Regions from separate parts of the Homo sapiens genome. Here region 1 is linked to region 2. The links are chromatin loops, found by intact Hi-C in ENCODE. Cell type or tissue: body of pancreas. All regions are shown on one strand. Links, peaks and the distances in the headings refer to the core of each region. The heading gives the core; the rest is flanking DNA.

Region 1 (11,194 bases), core at 1,558-9,557, 110 kb after region 2:
ACAAAAAAAAAACCTAGAACAGTTGAAAACATGCATCCCCTGTGACCCAGCTATTCCACTGCTTGGCAAACACCCTAGAGAAACTCTTACACGTGTGCTTAAGGAAACAAGTGCAATATCCTTCACTAAAATTGGCAAGTGTATAGGGGAAATACAGTTGGAGCATGCTGCTCAAAACCTATAGAACTTTGTCACCCCAGCACTAACAAAAGCTACCATGTTTTAAAAATTATGACACAAACAGAGTTGGTCCCATGCTGGCATTGTTCCCAGCATCCCAGGTGCCTGTCCTTTTCAGCCTTCAACCCGAGGCTCCTCCTTCTGGGACAGGTAGGTAGAGAACATTTTCATCAAAATTAAAAATATGGCCCCTGGACTGTATTTTTTAAGGTCCGAAGTTTTAATACAAGGAGAAATGCTTCCAATTTCTTTTTTTGTTTGTTTGTTTTTGAGACAAGGTCTCGCTCTGTCGCCCAGGCTGGAGTGCAGTGGAGAGATCTCAGCTCACCACAACTTCCACCTACCAGGTTCAGGCAATTCTCCTGCCTCAGCCTCCTGAGTAGCTGGGATTACAGGCGCCCGCCGCCACGGCCAGCTGATTTTTGTATTTTTAGTGGAGACGGGCTTTCACCATGTTGGCCAGACTGGTCTTGAACCCCTGACCTCAAGTGATCCACCCGCCTCAGCCTCCCAAAGTGCTGGGATTACAGGTGTGAGCCACCACCCCTGGCTGAAATGCTTCCAATTTCTTAACGTTATTCTTCTGCACCCACAGCAAAACCATATAGCTTAATAGCTCTATGGAAAACATAGTGCTCCTCGAAGTCACTAACCCTGTAAGTATTCGCTCCGAAGGAAGACATTTTAGTAGATTTTCAGCTCCAGGTCTGTATTCATTGCTACGACTTTTTTTTTTTTTTTCTTTTTTTTGAGATGGAGTCTCCTCTGTTGCCCAGGCTGGAGTGCAGTGGCGCGATCTTGGCTCACTGAAACCTCTGCCTCCCGGGTTTAAGCGATTCTCCTGCCTCAGCCTCTGGAGTAGCTGGAATTACAGGCGCCCGCCACCGCGCCCCGCTACTTTTTGCAGTAGAGACGGGGTTTCACCATGTTGGCCGGGATGGTCTCGATCTCCTGATCTCGTGATCCACCCGCCTCGGCCTCCCAAAGAACTGAGATTACAGGCGTGAGCCACTGCGCCCGGCCGACTTTCTCTTTTAATTGCTTTAAAACAGTAACATGTTGTGGAAAATCATGTGTAAGCTAACATGACTTCCGTGTTCTAACATCCTCCCCTTATTTACCAACTGTGTGTTAGGTAATTTGTACAAGAAGTAACCCGAGTTGTAATGAGGATGTACATTTCAGCATTGTTTGTTATAGCAAAGAGCTGGGTAGGGAAACTCTGAAAGTCTCTCACTTGGCAGTGGTAAGTACAACCCTGTATATTCACATCATGGGATAGTATATAATAACTAAGGCAAATGAGCTAGATCCATGTCTATCAATATACATTGGTCTTGAAAACATAATATTAGTTTAAAAAGCAAGGTGCAGAACATGTAAAGTTAGAAAAATAATGAAACAATACTAAGGATTATATGCAGCAAAAATATAAAATGCAAATCAGAAAAATACATACCAAAATAATGGTCATAGTTTTCTCTGTAGTGGGCAAGAGGAGGATAAAATCATGGAAAGGGACTTCTACTTTATCTCTAAATTTTATTTCTTTTTTGAGATGGAGTCTCATTCTGTTGCCAGGCTGGACTGCGGTGATCTCGGCTCACTGCAACCTCCGTCTCCCGGGTTCAAGAGTTTCTCCTGCCTCAGCCTCCCGCGTAGTTGGGATTACTGGCGCCCGCCACCATGCCCGGCTAATTTTTGTATTTTTAGTACAGACGGGGTTTCACCATGTTGGGCAGGATGGTCTCAACCTCTTGACCTCGTGATCGGCCCGCCTCAGCCTCCCAAAGTGCTGGGATTACAGGCGTGAGCCACCGTGCCCGGCCTCTAAATTTTATTTCTTTTAAACCAACAAAATTCAAGGCAAAAATGAGAAAAATGTTTTCATTTGCTAAATCTGGCTCATGGGTAAAGCGTCTCTTCAATACTTTTCTCCTTAATTTTCTGTGTCAAAATTTTTTCCCAATTAAAAAAATAGGAATTTAACTCAGTTTGGTAGACATTTACTGAATGCCTAGTATGTGCAATCACACCCCTAAGTAACACTGGTGAAAGAAATGACAAACTCTGCTGACACATCATTTACAAGGAGTGGAGACAGTAAAGAGGTGTGTGAGAATAGGAAGAAGGAAAAGCTAATTCCACCTCTGGGGAACCAGGGCTGCTCCTCCCTGAAAGACACCAGGCTTCGTAGAGTGAGTGAGTGAACAGCGTTCAGGAAGGAGTTTTTTCTTTGAGGGATGACATGTAGATATAGAAAGGTTTCTTTCTAATGGAAAACCCAAGAAAATGAAACAAAAGAACCCAATGATTTCATCATAAATGGCACAAGAAACCCAAATTCCGCTTTTTTTTTTTTTGAGATGGAACTTTGCGCTTATCACCCAGGCTGGAGTGCAGGGGTGCAATCTCGGCTCACTGCAACCTCCACCTCCTAAGCTCAAGCGATTCTCCCACCTCAGCCTCCTGAGTAGCTGCGACCACAGGCACACACCACAATGCTCAACTAATTTTTGTATCTTTTGTAGAGATGCTGTTTCGTCGTATTGCCCAGGCTGGTCTTGAGCTCCTGAGCTCAGGTGATCCACCTGCCTCAGCCTCTCCAAGTGCTGGGATTACAGGTGTGAGCCACCATGCCTGGCCTTAAATGTAATTTAAATAAGACGGAATTTGAATTCCCCACCCATGGAAAGAAGTTAACTCCACTTTGCTCAATAAATTCATTTTGTAAAACGTATTTTAAAAATGATCACTATGTCTGTGTTTAAGGCAGACTTTGTAACGCTATAATACTGTAAGTTGCATATTTAACACTATAATACTGAAAGTTGCATAAGTTCTTGGGAACTTATGCTCTCCTTTGACTTCAGTTTCCCCGTCTATAAAAATGGGTATGAAAATAACGACTATTTCTGTTTGTTAAGGAAATGGAGGTGGTGCGTTGTGTGCAATGTCTGGCTAAGAGCTGGTACTCAACAAAGTTACTTTCCTCTTCTTCTGTAAGAACCTGTTTATAGATAGAGCGAGACTCCATCTCAAAAAAAAAAAAAAAGAACCTGTTTATACGAGCAATGTCTACATTGCACTAGTTACAACAAATATTTCTTATCGATTCATTAATGTACATTCTCTTTTATCACAATTTTTTATTTTAATAATTATTTTTATAATTTTGAAAATAACGAAAGCTACAATCTGTTTAAAGGATTCTGCAGTATAAATCCTTCCCTAGTTCTCAGAGTTTTCTTGTAACACAGAGGCAGTGAACACTTTGGTGTTCAAAGTACATCTGCAAAAGGCCTTAGAGGTCTCTGAACCCTAGAAAGTGTTTGCAAAATTGTGTGTATGAATAGAGACAGATTTTTCCAGGGAGAGGACCCATGACTTTTATTAGATTACTCCCACTTTACTCCAACTGCTACTATAACCTTATATTGTGTGTCTTTTACAATAACTCAGCTTTGCAACTATACAGGAAATTGAAAACTACTTGCCCACCTTTATGTTAATAAAAAAATTAAGCTGGTGAATTAGACTGGGGTATGAGGATAAAAGAGAATATATTAACTTAGAAAAGAAAAAGAAAGGAGCATGCTACAGACCAATAACAAGGAAGATGAGGCAGGGCATAGTGGTGCACGCCTGTAATCACAACATGGAGGTTACTCGGGAGGCTGGGGTGGGGAGGATCACTTGAGCCCCAGAGGTGGAGGCTGCAGTGAGCCATGATCATGCCACTGCACTCCAGCCTGAGCGACAGAGTGGGTACCATGGCTCACACCTCTAACCCCCAAATTTTGGGAGGCTGAGGAGGGAGGATCTCTTGAGCCCAGTAGTTTGAGAATAGCCTGGGTAACATGGCAAGATCCTGCCTCTACAGAAAATTAAAAAATTAGCTGGGCATGGTGGTGTGAGCCTATAGTCCCAGCTACTCGGGAGGCTGAGGCAGGAAGATCACTTGAGTTCAGGAGAACAAGGCTGCAGTGAGCTATGATCGCGGCACTGCACTCCAGCCTGGGAGACAAAGCAAGACTCCATCTCTAAAGAAAAATAAAAGACAAGAAGTGAAAAGAAAATAGAAGTAAACAGCAGCTCAGCGATGGCATCTAATAAAGTCTTCTTCTCCTCTCCTTTTTCCTACTACCCTAGTTGTAGACCAAGAGGAAATATTTAATGAAAATTCAATGCCTTTATTGCAAATAACAAAATTTGGAGAGTGAGGAAACGTTTTTTTCTTTTCTTCCTCTTCCCCTTCCTCCTCCCCCTCCTCCTCCCTCCCTCCTCCTCCTCCTCCTTCTTCTTCTTCGTTTTTTTTTTTTTTTTTGAGATGGAGTCTTGCTCTGTCGCCCAGGCTGGAGTGCAGTGGCATGATCTCGGCTCACTGCAAGCTCCACCTCTTGGGTTCATTCTCCTGCCTCAGCCTCCCGAGTAGCTGGGACTATAGGCGCCCACCACCACACCTGGCTAATTTTTTGTATTTTTAGTAGAGATGGGGTTTCACCGTGTTAGCCAGGATGGTCTTGATCTCCTGACCTGGTGATCTGCCTGCCTCGGCCTCCCAAAGTGCTGGGATTACAGGAGTGAGCCACCGCGCCCGGCTTCTTCTTTCTTCTTTCTTTTTCTCCTTCTTCTTCTTTTTCTTTAGAGACAAGAGCCTTCCTGTGTTGCTTAGGCTGGTCTTCAACTCCTGGGCTGAAGCAGTCCTCCTGCCTAGGCCTCCCAAAGTGCTGGGATTACAGTGCTGGGATTACATGCCACCTGCACATTTCTATCTTTATGCTCTAAGTGCTGCAGATTTGGGGGAAGCTCTAGCTCTGATGGGAAATGTCCGGACCTCTTTAATTTTCTTCACCCTGTTCCACAGGTCGGCGTCTTTATGCCTTCATGCGCCCTTCTCTCTTCGGTCTCTCAAGAGTAACTTGGTGCTTTCTTCTCTGTGGTCTTCGGAGTTCTGCTTATTCCTCTTCCTGAGGCCAGGAGACTGTTGGCTGTCCTAGTGATCTGATCGCATCAACACCCACTTTTTCTTCTTGGAAGTGGCCATGGTCACTTTTCCCATGGGCAGGGAAGAGCAGCTTCTGAGGATTACACGGAGCACAAAGGCCACGGAAGCTCCCCCCCAGTATAGGGGTGGGATCTTAGCACCTACCAGTAGGTTTTAGCTTCAGAAGGAGGGCCTTGGGTGCTCTGCCTGTAGGGAGCCCTAAAACCCCATCCGCAGCATGGCAGGACAAGCCAGTCCCCAGCCTCCACTGTCCTGAGGCGTCCCCTCCTCTGCCCGCGCTCTCTGCCTCATTCGTCCCCACCCCACCACATGGTCTCCTCTTAGGGGATCTCATGATAGGCAGTGGTTTTCAAACTTTTCAGAAAAAGTGGTGGAATCATTCATTTCAAATTAATTTTTCATCCAAAATCTAATGTATAAAACAGCTTGAAGCCAGGCAGAGCTTGGATGGTGGGATTGGTCATTTCTTTACCTCCTTAACTTCCTTTGACTCCTCCACAACCCCTTCTTTTGACAACCCCCAGGAGGGGCTATATAGCACCCCTCAGATTCCAGGGACACCACTGAGGAGCCATTGATGGAAGGAAGCAAAGCAGTCACTGCTGGCCGGGCACGGTGGCTCATGCCTGTAATCCCAGCACTTTGGAAGGCTGAGGCAGGTGGATCACTTGAAGTCAGGGAGTTCAAGACCAGCCTGGCCAACATGGTGAAATCCTGTCTCTACTAAAAATACAAAAATTAGCACACCCGTAGTCCCAGCTACTCGAGACGCTGAGGCAGGAGAATTGCTTCAACCCGGGAGGTGGAGGTTGCAGTGAGCCAAGACCGCACCATTGCACTCCAGCCTGGACAACAGAGCGAAACTCCATCTCAAACAAAAAACAAAACAAAACAAAACAAAACAAAAACAGTCACTACTCACTATTCCTGTCAAAGTTCTTGTTCACAAACAGCAACATCCAACTGTAGGCCCTTGATCAGTACAGGAATTTATTGGAAGACTACACTACTGGATAGCTGAGAATTATAAGGAAGGCTGGGAGAACCAGGCTCAAAAAAAGGGGAAAGGACCATGGGGGACTAGATCAGCTGAGCTCTGGCCACGCAGTTTATGTTCTGTGCAGTTCCAGAGCATCAGTCACTATATTTGTGCAGTGCCACCCGGGTAAGTTCCGAGCAGGGTCCTTGTGACCCCCTTCAGAGGTCCGTGGTGTGCGGATGCTGGGCAGCCCAGAAGGACAGTGTCCTTCCTGCTTCTTTGTGCCAGCTCCTTTATTTATTTCAGCTCCTTTCATCCTCTCCAGAGCCCATCCTAAAATCACCGGGGGAACCTCGTTAAAATGCAGATTTCTAGGCTCTCTCCCACGCCACCACCTACCTCCCCACCCCCAGGATCCTGTCTGATAAAAAAGTTCTGGGTGGCAGCCTGGGAAGTTCCATTTAACAAGCACCTCAGCTGATTCTGATGTGGGTGGCACAGGAAACACATTCAGAGAAACACTGCCCTGCATGCTAAGCTTTATGATTGCTATTTTATAAAGGGGTAAAGTTTCACTCACCCAGGATCACATAGCTGGCAACTGAATTCAGACCCTTCTGGCTCCAAAGTGTATGCACTTTTCACCATAGTCAAGACATCTCTCTTCATACCGGTTTCTGAAACTTCAGTTTTTTTCCTGTTCCAAATGTCACTTCATATGTTTCTTTAAATTGATTTTATTAAAAATAAAACTGGCCAGGCACGGTGGTTCATGCCTGTAATCTCAGCGTCTTGGGAGGCTGAGGTGGGTGGATCACTTGAGCCTAGGAGTTCGAGACCAACCTGGGCAACAGCAAGACCCCGTCTCTTAAAAAAAAAAAAATCAGCCGGGCATGGTGGTGCATATCTGTGATCCTAACTACTTGAAAGGCTGAAGTAGGAGGATCGCCTGAGTAGGAGGATCGCCTGAGGCTAGAGTTTGAGGCTGCAGTGAGCTATGATCGTGCCACTGCACTCCAGCTTGAGCAACAGAGCAAGACACCATCTCAAATAAAAAATAAATAAAAATTGGCCGGGTGCGGTGGCTCACGCCTGTAACCCCAGCACTTTCGGTGGCCGAGGCGGGCGGATCACGAGGTCAGGAGATTGAGGCTATCTTGGCTAACACGGTGAAACCCCGTCTCTACTAAAAATACAAAAAATTAGCTGGGCATGGTGGTGGGTGCCTGTAGTCCCAGCTACTCGGGAGGCTGAGGCAGGAGAATGGCGTGAACCGGGGAGGCAGAGGTTGCAGTGAGCCAAGATCGTGCCACTGCACTCCAGCCTGGGCGACAGAGTGAGACTCCGTCTCAAAAATAAAATAAAATAAAATAAATTTTAAAAAAACCCTAGATTCATTTTTTAAAAAAAGTTATTATTTTCATAAATAGAAAACCATTATTACTTGCTATTCGCTATAAATAGGAGGTAACCATAAAAACAAACTGGCAAACTGAGTGCAGTGGCTCTTGCCTGTAGTCTGAGCTACTCAGGAGGCTGAGGCAGGAGGATCACTTGAGGCAAGGAGTTTCAGGCCAGTTGCCCAGGCAACTGGTCTTTTTTTTTTTTTTTTTTTTTAAATCTTTTAAAATTAGTCGGGCACGGTGGTGTGCCTGCAGTCCCAGTTACTTGGGAGGCTGAGGTGGGATGATTCCTTGAACCTAGGAGTTTGAGGCCACAGTGAGCTATTTTATTTTAAAGAGACAGGGTCTCACTCTGTCACCCAGGCAGTGGTGCCATCATAGCTCATTTTAGCCTTGAACTCCTTGGCTCAAGCCATCCTCCCAACTCAGCCTCCTAAGTAGCTAGGACTACAGGCCTGAGCCATTTTGTCTGGTTTATTTATTTAGTTTTTTGTTAAGATGGGGTCTTGGTACGTTGCCTAGGCTGGTCTTGAACTCCTGGCCTCACATGATCTTCCTACTTCAGCCTCCCACAATGCTGGGATTACGGGCATGAGCAACTGTGCCTGGCCTGCAGTGAGCTATGATTGTGCCACTGCACTCCCGCCTAGGCGACAGAGCAAGACCTGTTTCTTTTTTTTCTTTTTTTTCTTTTTTTTGAGATGGAGTCTTGCTGTTTCCCAGGCTGGAGTGCAGTGACACGATCTCGGCTCACTGCAACCTCCACCTCCTGGGTTCAAGCAACTCTCCTGCCTCAGCCTCCTGAGTAGCTGGGATTACAGGTGTGTGCCACCATGCCCAGCTAATTTTTGGATTTTTATTAGAGACAGGGTTTTGCTATGTTGGTCAGGCTGGTCTCGAACTCCTGACCTCGTGATCCACCCGCCTCAGCCTCCCAAAGTGCTGGGATTAGAGGCATGAGCCACCGCGCCCAGCGACCTTGTTTCTAAACAAACAAACAAAGTGAACTGTTAGTGACAGATCCTGACCATTCTGAAAAGAACAGGGCTGAAGTAGTGTAGCCTTCAGACTTGGTTACCCCTAGTCCTACTCCAAACACACACACACACACACACACACACACACACACACACACACACACGGCATTCATGCAGTATACATGAAGCTTTCTTAACCTGAGGCCCAAGTATGGGCTCAGAGGAGGGAACAGTTTTTGTGCTGTTTGATCTATTGGAATGTTTTCCTGAGCTGAGCATCCATTGCCCACATTCGAGTCTCAAAGAGGCTCACTATTGAAAAAGGTGAAAAATTGCTGTTTGAAGTGAATGTTTCCAATCTCGCTTTTCTCTTTAGCTTATGTTACGTGATTCCTCCTCCCACCTAATTTTCTTCAAGGATCCCCTCCCACTGTGTCCTGGACTTGGTGCTCTTTATCCCTCACAACTGGGTTTCACAGACCTGTTCTGAAGGGACATTTGGCCTGTGTTTCCATGAATGCCCCCTGGAAGGGCACAAGACAAGCATGTCCTGGCCCTGTAGAGAGGTCTGTGCTGGGAATGGATCATGACATGAAACTTCTTCTCCCTGCAAATGTCTGCTTTGTAAATAGTCTGCACCTTTGGTCTGGATGCTGTAATAAGTTGAAGCATTTCTTAGCAGCATTTATTTTTCTTCTTAAAAAATTATAAATTGAGGCTGGGCACGGTGGCTCACACCTGTAATCCCAGCACTTTGGGAGGCTGAGGCAGGAGGAACACCTGAGGTCAGGAGTTCGAGACCAGCCTGGCCAACATGGTGAAACTCCATCTCTCCTAAAAATACAAAAATCAGCCGGGTATGGTGCCAGGTGCCTGTAATCCCAGTTTCTTTGGAGGCTGAGACAGGAGAATTGCTTGAACTCGGGAGGCAGAGGTTGTAGTGAGCCGAGATCACACCACTGCACTCCAGCCTGGGCAACAGAGTGAGACTCGATCTCAAAAATAAAAAATACAAATTATAAATTGAACAATGAGTAAATGGATGGCAGATGGTGAGAACCAGGGTTCTCACTAATGGATGGGAGCAAGGGCAAGGGGAAGGAGGCTAGGATGATCCGTGTGCTAATGGAGCAGTTGGAAACTTCAGTAGGAACTTCGTTTGGCTTCACAGAGATACAGATGGTTACATATTGAAATATTTTCAGATATGTGTAAATACACAAGTTAGTATGCACAGATGTGTTTCCTTATTTCGTCAGCTGAGAGGACCTAGAAGCAATGACACCCCAGTAGCAACAAGCACACCTGGCAGCTGGCTTTTGGTTTCTGAAAGCGTTTTCCAGTTTCCACTGGAACCAGGGCTCCTTGGAGAAGTAACTGATTCTAGGGCTGAGGCAGGAGATATATGAGATCAGCCTGGAGTATCTTGTAGTGCCGGAAACTAAAATTGCTAAAACCAAAACAAAACCCAAAATGATGGGGGTATGTCAAGTGGACCCAAGAGGCAAATGAAATTACTCCCAATAGCCAAACCTGGAACAATCTGAGCAACATAATAAATAAAGTATTACTGGGTTATAACCCAAAATATGAAATAAATATCCACAAGCCTGTACTGATATAAATAAAAAGTTATTATATAAATAAAGGAGAATAGACAAACCTGCTGTGCAGAAGAATTGTAGATAACTTACACAGATATGTTTCCCTTACGGAGGTGGAGCATAAGTGTGGGATAGGCAGAGTGACTTTCTTTCAAAGAGTACAACATATAAAGAGAGAGAAAAATAGAGATAACTTTACAGTAGAAAACTTGATGAACATCACCTCAGGCAGGTGATCAATGTTAACATCATGTTGATAGCATGTACCCTTGTTATGATGTGATGAGAACAGCACTGTACCTCTGGAGTCTTTCTCCCAGAAACACATTATCCAACATGGTGAAACCCTATTTCTACTAAAAATAGAAAAAAAAAAGAAATTAGCCAGGCTTGGTGGTGGGCGCCTGTAGTCCCACTTACTCGGGAGGCTGAGGCAGGAGAATCGCTTGAACCCGGGAGGCAGAGGTTGCAGTGAGCCGAGATTGCACCACTGCACTCCAGCCTGGGCAACAGAGTGAGACTGTGTCTCTGAAAACAAAAAAAATCATCATAATAACGATGTCTTAATATTGGTTCATTAGTTATGACAAATGTCGCATAGCAGTATGTTAATAATATGGGGAACTGGGTGTGGTTATATGAGACTCTCTGTACTACGTTTGCAACAGTTCTGTAAATCCAAAACTATTCTCTACTAAAAAGTTTATTTTAAAAAAGACAAAGGAAAAATTTATAAAACAGTTCAAGCCTACAAAAAATACACAAAATAACTTACAGACACACATGTACCTGCCATCCAGGTTTAACAGATATTAACATTTTGGATCATTTGCTTCAGATATCTTTTGTCTTTTAAACAAATAAAAGGTTGTCAGTATAGTTAAAACTATTCTCTATTTTTTATCTCTTCCTTCATCCTGAGAGATAATGTCTCACTGACGTTATTATCTCTTCCATGAATATTTTATACTTTTGATACATATGTATGTATCCATAAACAATAATGCTATTGTTTTTGTATTGATAGTTACATAAACAGTAGC
Region 2 (11,194 bases), core at 2,011-10,010:
ATCTTTTCTTTTTCTTTTTTTTCTCTCTCCCATCGTCCTGACGTGCGTCCCTTAGCTCAGGGCCACAGCATCTTTTCTTTTTCTTTTTTTTCTCTCTCCCATCGTCCTGACATTCATCCCTTAGCTCAGGGCCACAGCATCTTTTCTTTTTCTTTTTTTTCTCTCTCCCATTGTCCTGACATGCATCCCTTAGCCCAGGGCCACAGCATCTTTTCTTTTTCTTTTTTTTAAGACAGGGTCTCACTCTGTCACCCAGGCTGGAGTGCAGTGGTACGATTTCAGCTCACCGTAGCCTCAATCTCTCAGGCTCAAGGTCCCCTCCCTCCTCAGCCCCCCAGGTAGCTGGGACCACAGGTGCAAGCCACTATGATCAGATAATATCTGGTGGTGGTGGTGATTTTTTTTTTTTTTTTTTAGAGATGGGGTTTTGCCATGTTGGCCAGGCTGGTCTCAAACTCTTGGACTCAAGCATTCCACCCACTTCAGCCTCCCAAAGTGCCGGGATTACGAGCTTGAGACACCGGGCCGGGCCCTCGGCATCTTGTAACAACTATCTGCTCCATCCGTCCATCCGCCCTCCCTCCATCACCAATTAAAATAACAGCAGCAGCTGATGTGCTTTCGGCTCCAGTTGCCAACACGATGCTGAGCACTCCACAGCCGTGACCTCACTGAATCCTGCTTAACGCATTCACAGAAGAGGAAACTGAGGCCTCTAGAGGATAACGCTTGGCCAGTAAGGGGCAGCACTGGGGCATGAGCCCAGGTCTATCTGATTTCAAAACCTGTGTAAAACATTCAGCTGGTGCTACTGACCGGATCAAAACAGTCCCCTTTACCAAGCTCAAATGCCATTTAAAAGTCCCAGGTCAGGCCAGGTGTAGTGATTCACGCCTGTAATCACAGCACTTTGGGAAGCCGAGGTGCGTGGATCACCTGAGGTCCGGAGTTCGAGACCAGCCTGAGCAACATGGTGAAACCTCATCTCTACTAAAAATACAAAAAGTAGCTTGGCGTGGTGCCAGGCGCCTGTAGTCCCAGCTACTCAGGAGGCCGAGGCAGGAGAATCGCTTGAGCCCGGGAGGCAGAGGGTGCAGTGAGTTGAGATTGCACCACTGCACTCTAGCCCGGGCGACAAGAGTGAAACTGTCTCAAAAAAAAAAAAAAAAATCCCAGGTCCCTCCTCTGCCGTACCCAGGGTGCCCTATGCCCTCCGCTGCAGAGCTCTCTCTGCCTGTCCATCCTCAAGGCCCATCTCAAATGCAGCCAGCTCTCTCCTGGAGCCCTAAAACACAAGGGCAAGGACTCTGGGGGACACTGAGTCCTGTGTTCAGCCCAGGATAGGATGAGCACATGTGGGCCACATCCTCTGTCTTGCCGGACTCCCTAACTCACAGCTCAACTCTGTCTCAGAGCAGTCACTCCCCAACTCACAACAACGAGAGGAGCTGGGGCATGCCGAGTACAACACAGCTTCCCTCCCCTCCCCAGCCCACCATGAAGACCCCTTCCCGTGCTTTTCCCATACAAAGCATTCAGTCCATTTGGGTGGTTGTTCAACTAAGCTCTCTGTTGAAACTGCTATTCATTTCAACTCACTGGGCAAGTGGCTTCCCACAAGTCTGAAAAAAGATTCACTGAACGTTCAAAGAAATTAAGAAAAACAAACTGGAGAGAGGGCTGCTTCCACCCTGGGGCCTGCACGCATGCTGCATGCTCCTCCCATGGAAACCAACTTCAATAGCGACCTTTCTCAAAACACACCCAGGAACTCCAGTGTTAAGGGGCAGGGACAGATCTGATCTTGATTTTTACTTTCTGTCGCTGGCCCTGTGTTCTGGGAAAGATGTTTGTCAGATCTGGACCACCCGTCTCCTACAGCAAGGTTGCAAGTTCAACGGAAGAGCATTGATTGACCAGCCCCAAGAAGATGCTGACCTTGGCCCTTTGTGAATTGACCTCCTGCCAGCGGAGTGCTAAGACACTGTGATCATTTGGATTTGCAGGGAGGGGGGCACCTCACCCAAGGCCGTCAGGTCTGAGGCCTGGGTGCTCAGGGTCCTGCCTGATTCTTGCAGGAAGCCTAGACTTGCTTGGCATCATTTCTGGTCACGTGTGATCAGGAGAAATGCAGTGAATGTTTTGCTCCTTCCACACCATGAAATCGTTTCCCCTACAGGTTATGCTGTGGGGGCTGTCACACTCCCTCAAAGAACTCAGTGGACTCTGTCCCAGGGCACCACTGCCCCAGAGCTCTAGTGCCTGGCCACCCAAGAGGCCACAGGGACAGGTCCCTGGGGGAGTGTTCTCAGCACTGAAGCCACCAGGATCAGCAGACACAGCCCAGCTCAATGATCCCGAGAGTGGGGGCAGCATCAGGCTCACCTCCGGAGAGCAGGGTCCCAGAGGCCACAAAAATTAACCCTCTCAGACCACAGCAAACTGGGGGAGAGCTTAATGCTCATAAAGTAACGTGGCACCCAGAGGCTTGGTTCCCTTTTAAAGATTGAAAGCAGGACGCAGTCCCCTGTTTCCCCAGGAAGAAGAGCCACAGAGCAGGCACCAGGGCCACCTCTCCTGGGCCGTCCCTCAACCCAGCCTGGGTGACTGGTGACAAGGGATGCCAGACTGAGGCCTGCAGCTCCAACCCACACCAAGGCCGCAGGCTGCCCAGCGTTTTTTGTTCAAATTTGTTCTCTTCCCTGAGGGATACTTCCCTCTCACACGGAGAATGTTTGGGTTGGCTTTCTGGAAAACTGGGTGGGAGTGAAAAATAGCTGCTTAAGGCATGAGGGGAGGGGGGATGCAACACTCACTAGGAAGAAAGATTCCCCTCCCCACCCCCAGGAGAAAGAAACCTCCCTCATTACCCAAGAGGAAGACCCCTCCATCTCCATCCCAGGAAGAATGAACACACACACACACACAATGAACACACACACACACAATGAACACACACACACACACCCACACACACACCCCTGCCCTGGGAGCAAGGAAGCGCCTCTCCCCCGCTCAGAACCCCCTCACTCCCCGAAAACCCGCAAGGCTGAGCTTTGGGAAGTAAACAAGTCCCGGCGCTTTACGCAGGCGCTGGGGGCCCAGCCAGGCCGCCACACTCGCTTCGCTGGTGACGGGAGGCACAGGCTTCCAGATGTGAAACGCTAACAGGCTGTAATGGCTTGAACTGAACAGGAAATATTTTTCCAAAGCCAAAAGAATGCAATCTTTTCAGTACAATGTAAAATGCTTTTATGAAAAAGGCACACAGTTAAAACGATAATTCACTGCAGACTGTAAAGAAACTGAAACCCCCAGCAAACCCCAAATTGAAGAATTCCCTTTAAGCATATGTTGACGTAGTTACCTTAAAAACAAACATAATGGTACGTCTTAAGGTGTCCTTTAGGGAAAATGCTTAAATCATTCAGAATCTTCGTATCAAAGCTTGGGTTCCCAGGGCTGCAGCAATAGATCCACTCCCTCGGTCACTGCCTGTCCCATCAGCCACGACCGCGGCTGGGTCAGCCACTGCTGATCAGTCCAGCAAGGCCTAATGTCCAAGGCCCTTCCTAGCACCTTTTGGTCCTTCCTATGTAAACTGCAAGGTCAACTAATGAAGACCTTGAACGGGATCAATGTTTTGCAATTAATCATTGATTTAGTATCACTAGCAAAATATTCTCTTCAAAGACTACCTTACCACAAAGGTTAGCAAAATCTTTTCAGTTTAACAAATGTAATTTGTATCATATGGGCCCATTATTTTAAGAAACATTACCGAAGACATTTTACATTTTACTAGCCTCACTCTTAGAAACTTGGACTTTGCCGAAAGCCACTACCTGGCAGCAACTATGAGGCAGTATGTCATGGGAAAAGCTGGCTGAAATCACTTGATTTTTTTTAGTAACGTGGGCTGTCATTCTTCAACTACAGTACGAACAATTCTTGCTCTGGATAATGTGAACACATTTTTAAGGACACAAAATTATGAAGTAGTATTCAAGTCTTTTTGTTTAGTTTTCTTGTTTTTTTGAGGCAAGGTCTCACTCTGTTGTCCAGGCCAGAGTGCGGTGGTGCAATCGCGGCTCATTGCAGCCTCCACCTCCCAGGCTCAAACAATCCTCCTGCCTCATTTTTTAATTTTTTTTGTGGAGACAAGGTCTCACTACAGGCTGGTCTCAAACTCCTGGGCTCAAGCGATCCTTCTACCTTGACCTCCTAAAGTGGTGGCTGGGCTTACAGGTGTGAGCCATTGCAGCTGGCCATCAAGTCATATATATATACACACACATATATATACACATATATATATACACATATATATACATATTATATGTATACATATATATATACACATATATATACACATATATATATACACATATATATACACATATATATATACACATATATATACACATATATATACACACACATATATATACACATATATATATACTTTTTTTGATATATATACTTTTTTTTGATATATATATACTTTTTTTTTTTTGAGACGGAGTTTCACTCTTGTCACCCAGGCTGGAGGGCAGTGGTGCAATCTCGGCTCACTGCAACCTCCACCTCCCCAGTTCAAGCGATTCTCCTGCCTCAGCCTCCTGAGTAGCTGGGATTCCAGGTGCCCGCCACCATGCCCAGCTGATTTTTTTGTATTTTTAGTAGAGACAGTGTTTCACCATGTTGTGCAGGCTGGTCTTGAACTCCTGACCTCAGCTGATCCACCTACCTCGGCCTCCTAAGGTGCTGGGATTACAGGCATGAGCCACTGCGCCCGGCCTCAAGTCCTATTTTTAAACAATAGTTAGGAATAGATACTGCTTATAGAAAACCTTTTTTTATTTTTGTTTTTCTTTATTTTGTCACATAGGTGGCCTGTTTCTTTCTTCACAAATCAATTTTCTTGTAAAAGGAATTTATTATAGAAGAAATCCTTATTAAATAAGAAATCTGCCAGAAGTGGGGGGGGGGTGTTAAATGACTAATTTTGGGCTCAGCAGAGAGCATGAAAACTAGTTTCTAATCAGAAAGAGGACAACATCAGAAAATATAGGAAGCTTGTGGCAAGAGCTCTGCAGGGGTCTGAACCCAGGTGTTCTGCACACCCGCGGTAGCGGTGAAGCATCCAAAGGGAGAAGAGTTCCAAATGCCACCTCAGCAGCTCAGAATCCAGAACCAGAAATGTAGCAGGGGTCCTGATTTCTAGGAAGGTATGTGCTTCACAGCACAGTCCAGTCCCCAGAGCTGCGTGTTCTTAAGTTGTATGCCTTAAGAAAACTCAATACTCACAAATGCAAACTTCCTTCTGAGCCTCCAAACCTCACCACATGATGTTTTAAAACTCAGAGCTACTTTTAACTTAAAGTATGCTTATGTTTAACTTTTTTTTTTAAGGAGGGCTGTTGGATTCAGTAAGGAATGCCCACAGTTGTGCAAGGCAGTGCCTGGCATTTATTTAATATCAAAGAATCTGAGGTTTTGTGCAGTCATCACCACAGCCTCCCTGGTATCATGCTGGCCCTTTCCCAAGCGCATCTTCGGAACGCTAGCTGCACAAGCTATGCTTCAGATATCCTCATGAAAGGGGGTTTCTGAAGTCAGCAAGATTAGAAAAGGGTGGCATGCTGCGCCTATCAGAAATCGAGGACTTTTGGAAATCCTGCAACAACAGAGTTTGCTTAACTCAGCATTTATTTCCCAAATGTACTTAACTAGAGACGCTTTGTCCCAGAACGTTGACAGGTAACAAAACCACCTTGGAGAAGAGTGCTTTGGAATGATGTCACAGTGGGAGGACCCATCACTGTCAGACAGAAGGCAAACAGGGAAGCACCCGGAGTTCAAGGTCAGAGTGTAAGAACTCATGGCCATTTGAAAGAGCCATGGTGACAGCAGCACATCCCTCTACCCAGAGGAGGAGAGAACAGAAGGTAAGGCAAATAAACACTTGGATATTTTTGTTGTTTTTTGAAGAGCATCTGATTGCCAAAATATTCTTAGCAAAGAATTTTTTTTTAAGTTGGAAGACAGAATGTAGAATATGTTAGAATTTCTTGAGCAGATGAGCAAAATTGTCAGGGAAGGAGGAGGCGCTGCTGGAGGTCTGCAGGTGGTGGTGGCGAAGGTTCTATTACCCAGTAATTGACAGGCAGCCTGTTGATCTGTTATCAGGTATTTAGTATTGGACAACTTGCAACTTGTCATTGCCTTGACTGAGAATAAATCACTTTTCCCAAATCTAAGAAGGTAAAATATGCAGATGCCTTTCTTTGCCACCCACACAAAGGTTTATATAATCCCGATTGCTTTTAATAAGAAGCTCTTGTAATCTGAGCATTGGTACCTCTTACTTTTAGGCAAAGTAAAACTATTTTTTACAAGATAAAACTATTTTTTCCCTTTGAATCAATCAAAAGGAGATGAGGTGGGACTAAAACATACTGTTCCTTTTGCATTCAAAGAGGTGTCACCTCTGGGGACCAGTGGGTCTCTACATTTGGGACAGACAGGAGGATATAACGCCTCAAATATCTGCTTCCTTTTGAATGGTAACCAAAGACAGGTCCTGACCTTGACCCCGTGCAGGAAGCTCAGGCTTCCCTCACCACTGACCATGAGCCACCCCATCCCTGTGGTCATGATGATGTTGCCCTATTTGTCTAACCTTTACCAGGAAGGAAGAGGGCTTTGGCACGTGCACAGGAAAACACGGAAAGCCCGACTCTTCGTATCCTGAATTTAATTGACCAAGAACTTGTAAAAATACCAAGTCCCAGTGTCAGTAATACCACAACACCATGCGGCGGTCCCAAAGCTGGTGGGAAAATGCTGTGGTGGAACAACTGTCCAGCACGGATCCGGAGCCCGAAACCACACAGCACACATGAGAAGAAAAATAACCCCTCGTCACCATAATGCGTTTACCCATTAGTCACAGAATAACATTTCTCAGAACTTACCCCCAAATTGTGTCTATTAATGGGCTTTATAAACTGTCGTCCAAAGATCACATCCTTACATGTTCATCTATTACATTTCAAACAATAAAACCTCTGAAAAGGAAAAAAAATGTTTTTGTATTTGGCATGCCTCGTTCTGTGCAAGTGATGAGGAGACTTGAAAGCACATTGGTCCTCGTCTGCACAGCCTAGTTCTGGGTTAAGCTGGTGCACACTGTCTAAGTACTTAGACTCCACATATGCTGCACTCGAAAAACGTATGGTGTTGAACGTGTTTATCTTGAACTTAGACAATGATTTACCAGGGAAAATGCAGTCACTTCCAAATAATTGAAAATGTATTAAGATGACTATATTTTTACAAGGGCACTGAACTCATTTGTGTAAAACTGAAAAGTAAATGAGGAAATACATGCAGAATACTAATATTTGTATCAAGGTTGCAATATTGGTGCCAATTCAGTTTTAAATTGAAGAAATAGTAAAGGAATGTAACATTCTGCCTTCCGCAAATAAACAATATTTCCGAAGTACTTACTGGGAGAAAATGTATGGTATTACAAAATATGGTGATAGGCTATATTAAAATGTACTCTTTTACATCTGTAATCTCAGCACTTTGGGAGGCCAAGGCAGGCAGATCACGAGGTCAGGAGATCAAGACCATCCTGGCCAACATGGTGAAACTCCCGTCTCTACTAAAAATACAAAAATTAGCTGGGCATGGTGGCAGGCACCTATAGTCCCAGCTACTCGGGAGGCTGAGTTAGGAGAATCACTTGAACCCGGGAGGTGGAGGTTGCAGTGAGCTAAGATCACAGAGCGAGACTCCGTCTCCCAAAAAAAAAAAAAAAAAAGTGATCTTTTAAACCTGACATTTGCATAGAGTTTTCCAGTTTACCAAGGGCTTTCACATTTCCTCTCTTGTGTGAAACTTACATCAACCCTGTGAAAGCAATGAAGCACGAAGCCCTAACCCCATTTTTCAGGTGTGGAAACAGAAGCTCAAAAACAAGAAGTTATTAGTAATGAGGCTGGGGCTCAAACCCAGGTCTTGAGATTTCTAGCAGAGCCTTCCCTGACTCACCTACTTACCAATTTCTATTGTTCTACCCACACACTGTGCAAACGGCAGCCAGGGCTCAGCATCACACTGTTGAAAATACCACTGAACTAATTTGCACACCCACTTTCATAGCAGCATTATTCACCATAGCCCAAAGATAGAAGCAACTCAAGTGTCCATTGATGGGTGAGTGGATAAACAGAACATGGTATACACATACAATGGAATATTATTCAGACCTAAAAAGGAAGGAAATTCTGACGCATGTTACAACATGGATGAACTTTGAGGACATTACGCTAAGTGAAATAAGCCAGTTACGAAAGGACACGTGCTGAATGATTCCACTTATATGAGGTACCTAAAATAGGCAAATTCATAGAGACGGCAAATAGAAGTTAACAGGGGTTTCGGGGAAGGAAGACTGGGGAGCTTTTAATGTTTAATGTTTGCAGAGTTTCTGTTTGGGATGATTAAAAAAATCCTGGAGATAGATGGTGATGAAGCTTGCAAAACAATGTGAATTTACTTAATGCCAGTTAAAAATGGCTAAGATGGTAAATTTTATGTTATGTATATTTTAACACAATAAGTAAAATGTTGGCTGGGCACAGTGGCTCATGACTGTAATCCCAGCACTTTGGGAGGCCAAGGCGGGTGGATCACCTGAGGTCAGGAGTTCGAGACCAGCCTGGCCAACATGGTGACATCCCGTCTCTACTAAAAATACAAATAATTAGCTGGGCATGGTAGCGAGTGCCTGTAATCCCAGCTACTTAGGAGGCTGAGGCAGGAGAATCACTTGAACCCAGGAGGCGGAGGTTGCAGTGAGCCGAGATCGTGTCATTGCACTCCAGCCTGGGCAACAAGAGCAAAACTCCATCTCAAAATATAAAATAAAATAGGCCAGGTGCAGTGGTCATGCCTGTAATCCCAGCACTTTGGGAGGCCGAGGCGGGCGGATCACGAGGTCAGGAGATCGAGACCATCCTGGCTAACATGGTAAAACCCCATCTCTACTGAAAATACAAAAAACTAGCCAGGTGTGGTGGCACGTGCCTGTAGTCCTAGCTACTCGGGAGGGTAAGGCAGGAGAATTGCTTGAACCTGGAAGGTGGAGGTTGCAGTGAGCCAAGATCACACCACCACACTCCAGCCTGGCAACAGAGTGAGACTCTGTCTCAAAAAAACAAAAGAACTAACTAAATAAATAAAACATAAAATGTTAAAAACACTGAATATCTGGCCCCTTCCTTCAAACGTTTTGTTTTATATGGAAAAGTATGACACATTATTATTTTAGATTGTTTTCACGGATGTAAAATACATGTAACATGAAGTTTCTCACTTAAACATTTTTAAGTATACAGTTTTGTGGCATTATGTGCATTCACACTGTTCTGCAATTATCATCACCACCTAGCTCCAGAACCTTCTCATTTTACCAGCTAAACTCTGTACTCCCTGTACAGAAGTGACTAACCCTCCCTGGCAACAGCCATCCCACTTTCTAACTCTATCAAGATCACTACTCGAGGTACTTCAGATAAGTGGAATCTTACAATATTTGTCTTTTTGCAACTGGTTAGTTTCATGTACCATAATGTCTTCAAGGTTCATCCATGTTGTAGCACATGTCAGAATTTTCTTCCTTTTTAAAGCTGAATAATGTTTTTTTCAGATTATTAGGTTTACTGAAACCATCCTCTTTTTATTATACGTATAGACCACATTTTGTTTATCCATTCTTCTAGCAATGGACACTTGGGTTGTTCCCACCTCCTGGCTATTGGGAAGAAGGCTGCTGTGAACACAGGTGTACAAATATCTGTTCAAGTCCCTGCTTTCAATTATTTTGGCTATATATCCAGAAGCAGGATTGCTGGATCATACAGTAATTCTATGTTTCCTTCTTTGAGGAACTTCTACACTGTCTTCTGCAGCAGTGACACCATTTTGCATTTCCATCATCAATGCACAAGGATTCCAATTTCTCCACATCCTCAGCAAAACCTGTCATTTTTCGTGTTTTCATTTGGTGGTTGTTGTTGTTATTTTGTTTGTTTATTCTGAGATGGAGTCTTGGTCTGTTGCCCAGGCTGAAGTGCCATGGAGCGATCTCCACCTCCTGGGTTCAAGTGATTCTCCTGCCTCAGCCTCCCAAGTAGCTGGGATTACAGGTGCTCACCATGAATCCTGGCTAATTTATTGTATTTTTAGTACAGACGGGGTTTCACCATGTTGGCAGGCTGGTTTCAAACTGCTGACCTCAGGTGATCCTCCCACCTCAGCCTCCCGAAGTGCTGGGATTACAGGCGTGAGCCACCATGCCCAGCCAGTTCTCATGCTTTGTGACTTGCATTTCTCTAATGATTAGTTATGTTGAGCATCTTTTCATAAGCCTATTGGCCATGTGTATATCTTCTTTAAAGACATGTCTATTCAAAGCTGGGCATGGTGGCTCACGCTTGTAATCCCAGAACTTTGGGAGGCCGAGGCAGGCAGTTCACTTGAGGTCAGGAGTTCAAGATCAGCCTGGCCAACATGATGAAACATGGGAGGCAGAGGTTGCAGTGAGCTGAGATCGTGCCACTGCACTCCAGCCTGGACAACAGAGCAGGACCTTGAAGGAAGGAAGGAAGGAAGGAAGGAGGAAGGAAGGAAGGAAGGAGAAAGAGAGAGAGAGGGAGAGGAAGTGAGGGAAAAAAGAAAGAAAGAAAGAAAGAAAGAAAGAAAGGAAGTAAAGAAGGAAAAGAAAGAAGAAAGATGTCTGTTCGAATCCTTTGCCCATGCATTCATTTTTAACATCAACTTGAAAAACTTCCAAGAGGGAGAAAGATAGATATTCATTCAGTAGGGGATAAGTGTGTGTGTGTGTGTGTGTGTGTGTGTGTGTGTGTGTGTGTGTGTGTGTATGCTGCTTCCTCTAGAATATACTGCAATAGGAAACCAAATCAGAGAATCAGAGTGCCAAGAGTTCAGGCAAGACACAGTGACAACTTCATCTAGTGATGGCATTGAAGATGGCATTGAAGAGAGAGATGGGAGACTCGAGCCAGGTTTTGGCAATGGACATGGCAGAACTTGCTGCTAAGCTGTAGATGTAGGATGAGGGCCAAGCTGACCTTCTCCTTTAACTCTTCCCCTC

The links. A loop is a pair of places that touch in the nucleus more often than their neighbours do. Peaks named below come from ENCODE experiments on the same cell type or tissue, not always from the same donor. Only the 100,000 strongest peaks of a DNase experiment are listed, where the experiment ranks them.
Region 1: a loop joins it to region 2, with 2.0 times the contacts of the local background. A loop is called at or near these places in 25 of 110 quality-filtered maps.

What each region holds. Positions count from the first base shown.
Region 1 is chr15:98,629,502-98,640,695 of GRCh38, forward strand. No RefSeq gene overlaps it. Among named protein-coding and RNA genes, the nearest start is that of IGF1R, 13 kb to the right of the region's middle. In body of pancreas, for the core only: no CTCF peak of the experiment used is centred there; no DNase peak of the experiment used is centred there.
Region 2 is chr15:98,522,737-98,533,930 of GRCh38, forward strand. No RefSeq gene overlaps it. Among named protein-coding and RNA genes, the nearest start is that of LINC02351, 110 kb to the left of the region's middle. In body of pancreas, for the core only: no CTCF peak of the experiment used is centred there; a DNase peak (open chromatin) is centred at 6,835.